Linked DNA regions of Homo sapiens: region 2 is linked to region 1. A link is an interaction called in ENCODE POLR2A ChIA-PET data of the cell type or tissue named here. Cell type or tissue: OCI-LY7. All regions are shown on one strand. Each heading gives the region's core, and the rest is flanking DNA. Links, peaks and the distances in the headings are about the cores only.

Region 1 (4,394 bases), core at 197-4,196:
TTAAAGTATTATATCATGAAATACATTATCAGCATTATAAAAATATACTCCAGAAAACAAAAAATACAACTTTCCACTAGGCTCCCGGGGGCATCACAGCAAACTGTTATGACATTAGTCATCAATCGAAGGTCAGGCCTGGAGGTTTTAGTTTTTGGAAGTGTGCAGCCGTCTCATGGATGTAGCCCTAAACCAACTTCAGACAGAGAGCAAGACCTCTTAGATAGCACATGCTTTAAATATGTTTAAGGACATTTTCATTTTTATTTCAAAACTCACTAGAGATCTCAGACTGTGCAGATCAAATTATTAAATTCCAATAGAGCGATACGTTGAAAAGCCAAAGCAGGGTTAAGAAGAGAAATTTCTCGTTTGGAAAAGGGTTTTACAGATTTAAAAACAAACAGTTTTGTGGAAGAAAGAGCTCAGGGATGCAGGGCCTCAATGGGATGTTTAAAATGAGGCCCCTCGTGTATTTTGAACTGATGATATATGATAAAATCAGTGTGGAGATCCAGCCAAATGTACTGGAAGTAATCTTAAGGATAACTCAAAACCACAACTGAAATCAATATCCTAAGAATTCAAAATATTAACCAGACAGATAATTGTATGACTTATTAAAATAATGTACACAAATTCAAAATATAATTTTGCCCTTTATTATTATTAGGACATGTTTTCTCTAGTATTATGCCGCCAATAAATGAAAATACTTTAAAATAAAATTACACACGTGTATTTCAGAAAAAAATACATACATTTAAATGTTTCAAAAAATTAAATGAGTACCATTTGCCAGTCTCAGCATCAGAGGTAGCATTACAGATCCAGGAACTGCCTGCCTAAAAGCCAATAACTGCTCTCTAGAAAATGCCAGAAGACTCCAGTTAAAAATATACACTCAAACATTATATAATACATTGGCTAAAACAAAAATCAAAAGCCACAGATTCGAGAATGTTTGATCTGCACAACACAGGGTGGTTTCTTGTGTTTTCTTCTGAAGGGATTAGAAGTGAGTGAGACTGTCATAAAGACAAATGCTGAACATACATTCTGGAGTTTAATTTTAACTAAAAGAGCAAATACTTGGGCTGCAGGAAACAACAACTGAGTGAGTACAAAGGAAGGCATGGGCTAACTTCTAACGTTTACATCATCTGATTAATTCCAACAATAAAATCTAAACACTGATCATCCCCTCCAATCTTCAGAGCAAGCTGACTCTACAGTGAAGAATACGAGAGCCCTATCAGCTGACTCTGGTATGTTTAAACGATTATAATGTAAAGCATGTTCATTCTCTTAAGTGAAAGGAAATGACTGCCAAATGCTTCCTTCACAATCTCTCCAGAATAGGGCAGGTCCTTTAATGTGAGATTTTCCTGACATTCCAATTGTAGCAGACATTGAACAAACAGAGACGCATTAAAAGCCGACCTGGTTCTATTATCTTTTATTGAAGGCCTAGCAAAGATCAGACATGAGCCCTGTGCTATTTACATTTTTTGGTGCATTAATCACTTTTATACTCAAGGGCTTTAGAAAAATTCAATGGATTTTTTTTTTTAATGAAAAACAAAATAAAAAAAAAACACAGGATGTAACCACAGCTATATTGGTCTTTTTCTCAGGAAGGTCAGAAAAGCTTTAAAAACAGGAAGTCTGTGCTATAAGGTTGAGAAATGTTTGTTTTAACAGCCTAAGGCGTCATGGTTGCAGTTTGCAGTCAGCTGCTATGGAGGACTATAGTTTATTCTTCCCAGCCAAGGATTAATGTCCCTAGGGAAAAGGCCAAAAAGGTACTCATATAACTAGAAAAGCACATTATCCTAAAATAAGACTTGTTATAAAATCTGAATCATAAATCTTACAAGATACCTTTCAACATTAAATAGGAACTAATTTAGTAACTGGAGGAGGAACAGTTTGTCTTTTGTGGTAATTTATAAAGGCTAAGGAAAAACCATAGTAACCAATGCTAAGACAACCTCCTAGAAACAATTAGCAGTGGGTTAAGAATTGGTGCTTGCCATTTGATACAAGTTTTCTATTGATTACCTCTATTTTAATCATTATACTAATATTAATTATTAAAATCAAATGTAAAAATGACACTCTTGCTTGAATGCAAATTCTTGCAAAAAAGGCAGATTAACTTTAAAAATGTTTTATCCCTAACAAAATGGTTGGTCTCTGCTTTTAAGAAAAAAATTTTTTTTAATTAAAAACTTTGGCCAGGCACAGTGGCTCACATCTATAATCCTAGCACTTTGGGAGGCTGAGGTGGGCGGATCACCTGAGGTCAGGAGTTCAAGACCAGCCTCGCCAACACGGTGAAACCCCATCTCTACTAAAAATACAAAAATTAGCTGGGCGTGATGGCAGGCACCTGTAGTCCCAGCTACTTGGGAGGCTGAGGCAGAAGAACCACTTGAACCCGGGAGGCAGAGCCTGTAGGGAGCCGAGATTGTACCACTGCACTCCAGCCTGGGCAACAAGAGCAAAACTCCATCTCAAAAATAATGATGATGATAATAATAATAATAGTAATTGCAAACTTCAACTACAGTGCTAAACAGTCTTAACATACCTAACATTAAAGGTATTTTATTTCAAAAATTACAATTTTCTGATTCCATTCTTTATACTTAGCTTACACAGGCAATCAAAATGAGGCTTTTTCATGGTGGACTCCATTTTAAATGGAATTAAACGTTATATTATGAAAACTTTAAGCCAAAAATATCCAAATATTAATATTAAAATACACATAGCACATGAATTTAAAATTCATTTGGCTTTTAAAGGGTAGTGATTGGAAAAATCCTATCATGATAAAGTGCTTTAAAATACAAACATAAATGGCTAATACCACAAAGTTTGCCATTCACCCCAAGAAGTAATTTTCTATTTGATAGTTATAGCTATCTTTAAATTTTTAAATATTTATTTCTACAATATCTCTAGAGAGGATTGAACTACTGCCATTTAACAGATGGGAGTAAAATGAAATTCTCTCAACTTTATCTTTTCCCTTATGGTTCAGAAGACATCACTCTAATAACTTTATCTTTCCAAGGGGCATCATTCAAGTAACAACTCATCCTAAAAGGCCCATACTGGCTTTCAGTTGAGTGTATTCTGTATTATGCTCTGGCGTCTTTCCTGAAAATTGGAAGACAATAGAGTAACGCCTTCAAATTTTTGAGGAAAATAGTCTCCAACCTACAGTTCTATACCCGGCCAAACTGTGAGATAATCAAGGATGAGCATAAAATAAAGACATTTTCAGACACACACAGCCTCAAAACATTTACTTCCCATGTACCCTTCTCAGGAAAATACTTCACAAACAACAGAGGGAACCCCAACCAAGAAGCCATGAAAAATGATCTGAGAGTCATATGAAAGGGAAGTCTTCTTCCAACAACTCAGTGGCAGATCTAGACACCAAAATGAGGCAATGGGTTCCAGGAGGATAGCACCAAGGCTGATCTATAGATTAATATTTTCCATTACACTGATTTTCCAATAGTTCTGTTGGAAAATTTAAGGGTGATTTAGAGACGGGGCATACAAAACAAAACAAAGAATCAAAAGAGAGACAATTATTAATTCCAGGAAAGAAGTTGTACAAGAAATGTAATTCAATCATACCACAATTTTTTTTTTTAAGACGGAGTCTCACTCTGTCGCCAAGCCGGAATGCAGTGGAGCGATCCTGGCTCACTGCAACCTCCGCCTCCTGGGTTCAAGTGATTCTCCTGCCTCAGCCTCCCGAATAGCTGGGACTACAGGCGTGCGCTACCACGCCTGGCTAATTTTTGTATTTTTAGTAGGGATGGGGTTTCACCATGTTCGCCAGGATGCTCTCAATCTCTTGACCTTATGATCTGCCCGTCCTGGCCTCCCAAAGTGCCGGGATTACAGTCGTGAGCCACCACGCCCAGCCCACAATATTTGTTTTAAGCTATAACAATATATACATGCCTATAATAATATAAACATTCGGCTGGGTGCGGTGGCTCACACCTGTAATCCCAGCACTTTGGGAGGCCGAGGCGGGCAGATCACCTGAGGTCAGGAGTTCGAGACCAGCCTGACCAACATGGTGAAACCCCGTCTCTACTAAAAACACAAAATTAGCCAGGCGTGGTGGCAGGCGCCTGTAATCCGTGCTACTGGGGAGGCTGAGGCAGGAGAATCGCTTGAACCCAGGAGGCGGAGGTTTTGGTAAGCCGAGATTGCACCATTGCATTCCAGCCTGGGCAACAAGAGCGAAACTCCGTCTTAATAATAATAATAATATAAACATTCAATACTGATTTAACCACAAATGGTGATATTACCACAATGAGAAGGAAGAGGAAGAGGAGAAAGTAGAAGAT
Region 2 (4,394 bases), core at 166-4,165, 310 kb after region 1:
CGCGCTCAGTGTCGCCAGCAACAGCGTCGGCTGGAGCCGCTGTAGGAGACAAGTCCAAGGTCGGGACGCTGTGGGCTTGGGCCTCGGGAAGTGGAGTGGCTGGGCCTCCACCTCCCTCCAGCCTGGGCTGGAAGTGGGGGATGGGGGATCCCAGGCCGTGCCCCCGGAAAAGAGGAGGAGGTGGCGCAGGGCTGGGGCTTTTGGGGGCTGAGGTCTCTGCACGCATTCATTCCCTCCTTGAGGATGTATCTGAGCATCTGCTACGTGCCTGGCCCTGTACTAGGCCCTGGAGGCCAAGTGTGAAGTAGGGGATGCTTTAGGAAAAAGGCCCAGCAAAGCACTGCCTTTAAGAAGCTCACTTTCTAGTGAGGGGAGCCCACCCCGTCCAAGAAAGACAAAGATGATAATTCCAAATAGCTAGAATGCTGTGAGGACAATAAAATAGGGTGATGGGTGGGGTAGCAGCCTGTGAGGAATGAGAGACTGTGTTCAGTAGGGTGGGCAGGGCAGGGAAGGCCTCTCTGAGCAGGCGCCCTTTGAGCCGGGACCAGAATGGATGAGAGGGAGCAGCTGTGTAAGCATCGGGGGGAAGAGCATCCCAGACAGAGGGACTCATTGCTTGCCTCTGCCTCTAGAACAGGCCCTTAGGAAAATCCCGGCAGTCGCCTGTGCTCAGGGCCAGGCTTTCCATGGTTGCCACAACACCCAGGGCAGCTTGGAGGGGAACTGGCCTGAGGGCCAAAGTCTGAGGAGCAGGTGGGCAGGGTCTCTGACCATGTCCTAGAGCCAAGGCCCTGGTGCATGCCCCCTCCCCACTGCCCCCTCCACCCCTCACTCCTGTTCCACATGTCCTCACCCCAACCCTCACACTTAGCTGCCTGGCTGCCCACAGCCCGTAGCTCTGCACATCCAGGAACAACCAGACAGAAGGGCAGGATTCGGGCATTCTTCAGAGGCCATCTCCCCTCGATCTTTAAGGGTAGGGGAAGCGGAGGGGAGCAGGGGTGGAAGGGAGAGAGGCATCTCCAGCACCATCCGCTCTCCCAGCATTCGCTCAGCCACCCTGGCCCATGTCTGAGCCATGAGGTTTGAGCATAGCTGCTTCTCCACATGGCTCTCCCAGGCCTGGTTATCCTGAAGAAAAAGGAAGCACGCTACCCGCTCCTTGCTAAAAGCATTCCACGGCCTTCACCTCCCTCCACAGGTCTGCACAGCTGGTGGGAGAGGGACAGTGACAGGTTCCTAGTCTTGGCACTTACCCCCTCCCTGGATGGAATGGGTGGAGGGGTTCCCGCCTCTTTGTTCTCCATCCTTGTTCAGGTGGGAGAACAGGTGTGCTCTACCTCCCAAGTGACACCTGCTCTGCGCCAGCCACCTAAAGACCGGCTGTTTCTCCCCTGGGCCTACCTGGCTTTATGATCCTTTTGCTCTCTGGACCCTGCTGACTTTCCCCAGGAGCAAATTCTCCTTGGAAATGTTGATAAGACACACGTTGCCAGTGCACAAATCATACACAGCACGAATTTCGTCTTTGCACCCACCAAGCCCCAAGCCGAAAGCTCCCTAGTTGCACCAAGGAGAGAGAAAAAACATTGCCTGACATTGGTCCGCAGAAATGAGGACTTTCAGAGACCCAGTGAGGCTGTGACCTGGATCTAGGATGCTTTTTCTGTGTCATTTTTCCATGTATGCCTCTTTTTTTTTTGAGACAGGGTCTTCCTTTGTTGCCCAGGCTGGAGTGCAGTGGCGCAATCTCAGCTCACTGCAACCTCGGCTTCCTGGGCTCAAGCTATTCTCCTGCCTTAGCTTCCCAAGTAGCCGGGATTATAGGCACGTGCCGCCACACCCAGCTTTTTTTTTTTTTTTTTTTTTTTTTTGAGGTGGAGTCTCGCTTTGTCGCCCAGGCTGGAGTGCGGTGGCGCAATCTCAGCTCACTGCAAGCTCTGCCTCCCGGGTTCACGCCATTCTCCTGTCTCAGCCTCCTGAGTAGCTGGGACCACAGGTGCCTGCCACCATGCCTGGCTAATTTTTTTTTTGTATTTTTAGTAGAGACGGGGTTTCACCGTGTTAGCCAGGATGGCCTGGATCTCCTGACTTCATGATCTGCCCGCCTCGGCCTCCCAAAGTGCTGGGATTACAGGCGTGAGCCACCGTACCCAGCCTTTTTTTGTGTGTTTTTAGTAGAGATGAGGTTTCACCATGTTGGCCAGGCTGGTCTAGAACTCCTGACCTCTAGTGATCCGCCTGCCTTGGCCTCCCAAAGTGCTGGGCTTACAGGCATGAGCCACCGCACCTGGCTTTTTTTTTTTTTTTAACTTTTATTTTAGGTTCAGGGTATATGTGAAGGTTTGTTACATAGGTAAACTCGTGCCACGGGGGTTTGTTGTACAGATTATTTCATCACCCAGGTATTAAGCCCACTTCCCAGTGTTTGTTTGCTGCTCCTCTCCCTCCTCCCACCCTCCAGCCGGAAGTAGATCCCAGTGTTTGCTGTTCCTTTCTGTGTGTTCCTAGGTTCTTCATATATGCCTCCTCTTGTGCATTTGGACTAATTGTCCATTTGGGGGAAAGAACAAATTAAACACTTTCAGAAAAACACAGTTATTATTTCTAATTACACTAAATAGTGTTAAATAAGTCAATAAAATATTGGACAAAGGTGCTTATTTCAGAATCATTTCTACTAGCATTTTTTTTTTAAAGTAGAGAATGATTGAATAAATTAGGAGTAACTAATTGATTGGAATGCCAGACTTCTGTTTCAAAGGATAATTATGAAATGTGGGAACATGGAAACATTAACATGTTTTTTAATTAACATGACCTTTAAGAGAAGTGATCAAAGCAGAATACACATAGTATACCTGGGGAAGGCCAGGGTGCGGTGGTTCATGCCTATAAGCACAGCACAATGAGAGGCTGAGTGGGTGGAGGATTGCTTGAGCTCAGGAGTTCAAGACCAGCCAGGGCAACATGGTGAAACCTCATCTCTACCAAAAATACAAAAATCAGCTGGGCATGGTGGCATGCCCCCGTGGTCCCAGCTACTTGGGAGGCTGAGGTAGGAGGATCACTGGAAAACAGGAGGCTGAGGCTGCAGTGAGGCATGATCACACCACTGCACTCCAGCCTGGGTGATAGAGCGAGAACCTGTTTCAAAAAAAAAAAAAAAAAAAAAAAGGATACCTGGGGGAAAATGTGTTTGCCCATGGGTGGTAACAGGTGGGTAAATGACAAGACTGAGAGAATGAAAGGTCCTTATTTATGTTTATCCTGCTCCTGCTCCTGACTATGTTGTAGGTATTTTCTCTCTCTCTCTCTTTTTTTTTTTTTTTGAGACAAAGTGTTGCTGTGTTGCCCAGGCTGGAGTGCAGTGGCGTGGTCATGGCTGACTGTCGCTTCCGGCCTCCAGTGTTCAAGCAATCCTCATGCCTCGGCCTCCCAAGTAGCTGGGATTACAGGCGTGCCCCACCATGCCCAGCTAATTTTTGCATTTTTTTTGTTTTTTAGACAGAGTCTCACTCTATTGCCCAGGCTGGAGTGCAGTGGCCAGGAGGAGGAGGTGGCACAGGGCTAGGCGCTCTTGGGGGTGAGAGGCATGTGGTCTCATATGCCTTGGTTCACTGCAACCTCCGCCTCCTGGGTTCAAGTGTTCTGCCTCAGCCTCCTGAGTAGCTGGGACTACAGGCGTGTGCCACTATGCCTGGCTAACTTTCATATTTTTGGTAGAGAGGAGATTTTATAATATAGGCCAGGCTGGTCTCAAATTCCTGACCTCAGGTGATCCACCCTCCTCGGCTTCCCAAAATGCTGGGATTACAGGTGTGAGCCACCTTGCCTGACCATGTATTTTCAATAGAGATGGAGTTTCAGCATGTTGGCCAGGCTGGCGTTGAACTCCTGGCCTCAAATGATCTGTCCACTGCGGCTTCCCAAAGTACTGGTGTTAGAGGTGTGAGCCTCTGCACCCTGCCTGTTGTAGGTATTCTCTAAAGGGATAGGCATTTTCTCCACTCTGCTCCTCCCTCCTTTCTGAGTCCTCACCAGCAGGGTCATTAACATTCATATTTTTACTAACAGTCTGTTCAAGGTAATCTAGGCTTTTTATAGCATGCTTCTAAAAATTCTCCCAGCCTCTTCTCATTGTGCAATGCTAAAGCCATTTACATACTTTTAGCTATTTAGGTATTAACAGCAGCACTCCATTTCCCAATACCAAAATCTCTATATTAGTTTTCTATGGCTTTTGTAACAAATTACCAAAAACGTAGTGGCTTAAAACAACACATATTTATCATCTTAGGGGTCTACGTGTCATAAGTCTGACATGGGTCTCACTGGGCTAAAATAAAGGAATCTGCCATGTTACGACACAGCAGGAAGGTCCTCACCAG

The links. ChIA-PET counts read pairs that join two places held together with the same protein. Peaks named below come from ENCODE experiments on the same cell type or tissue, not always from the same donor. Only the 100,000 strongest peaks of a DNase experiment are listed, where the experiment ranks them.
Region 2: POLR2A ChIA-PET joins it to region 1 with 5 read pairs; 2 of 35 experiments call an interaction of 5 or more read pairs at or near these places.

The regions. Positions count from the first base shown.
Region 1 is chr1:8,711,214-8,715,607 of GRCh38, forward strand. The region is part of intron 1 of RERE (arginine-glutamic acid dipeptide repeats); the gene reads right to left. Among named protein-coding and RNA genes, the nearest start is that of RERE, 100 kb to the right of the region's middle. In OCI-LY7, for the core only: no CTCF peak of the experiment used is centred there; a DNase peak (open chromatin) is centred at 1,708; H3K4me3 peaks cover 1,101 bases; H3K27ac peaks cover 2,332 bases.
Region 2 is chr1:9,025,036-9,029,429 of GRCh38, forward strand. It overlaps SLC2A7 (solute carrier family 2 member 7), which reads right to left and starts at 1,388. Exons shown (of 12, transcript NM_207420.3): 1 at 1,260-1,388; 2 at 1-39. The coding sequence starts at 1,310. In OCI-LY7, for the core only: no CTCF peak of the experiment used is centred there; no DNase peak of the experiment used is centred there.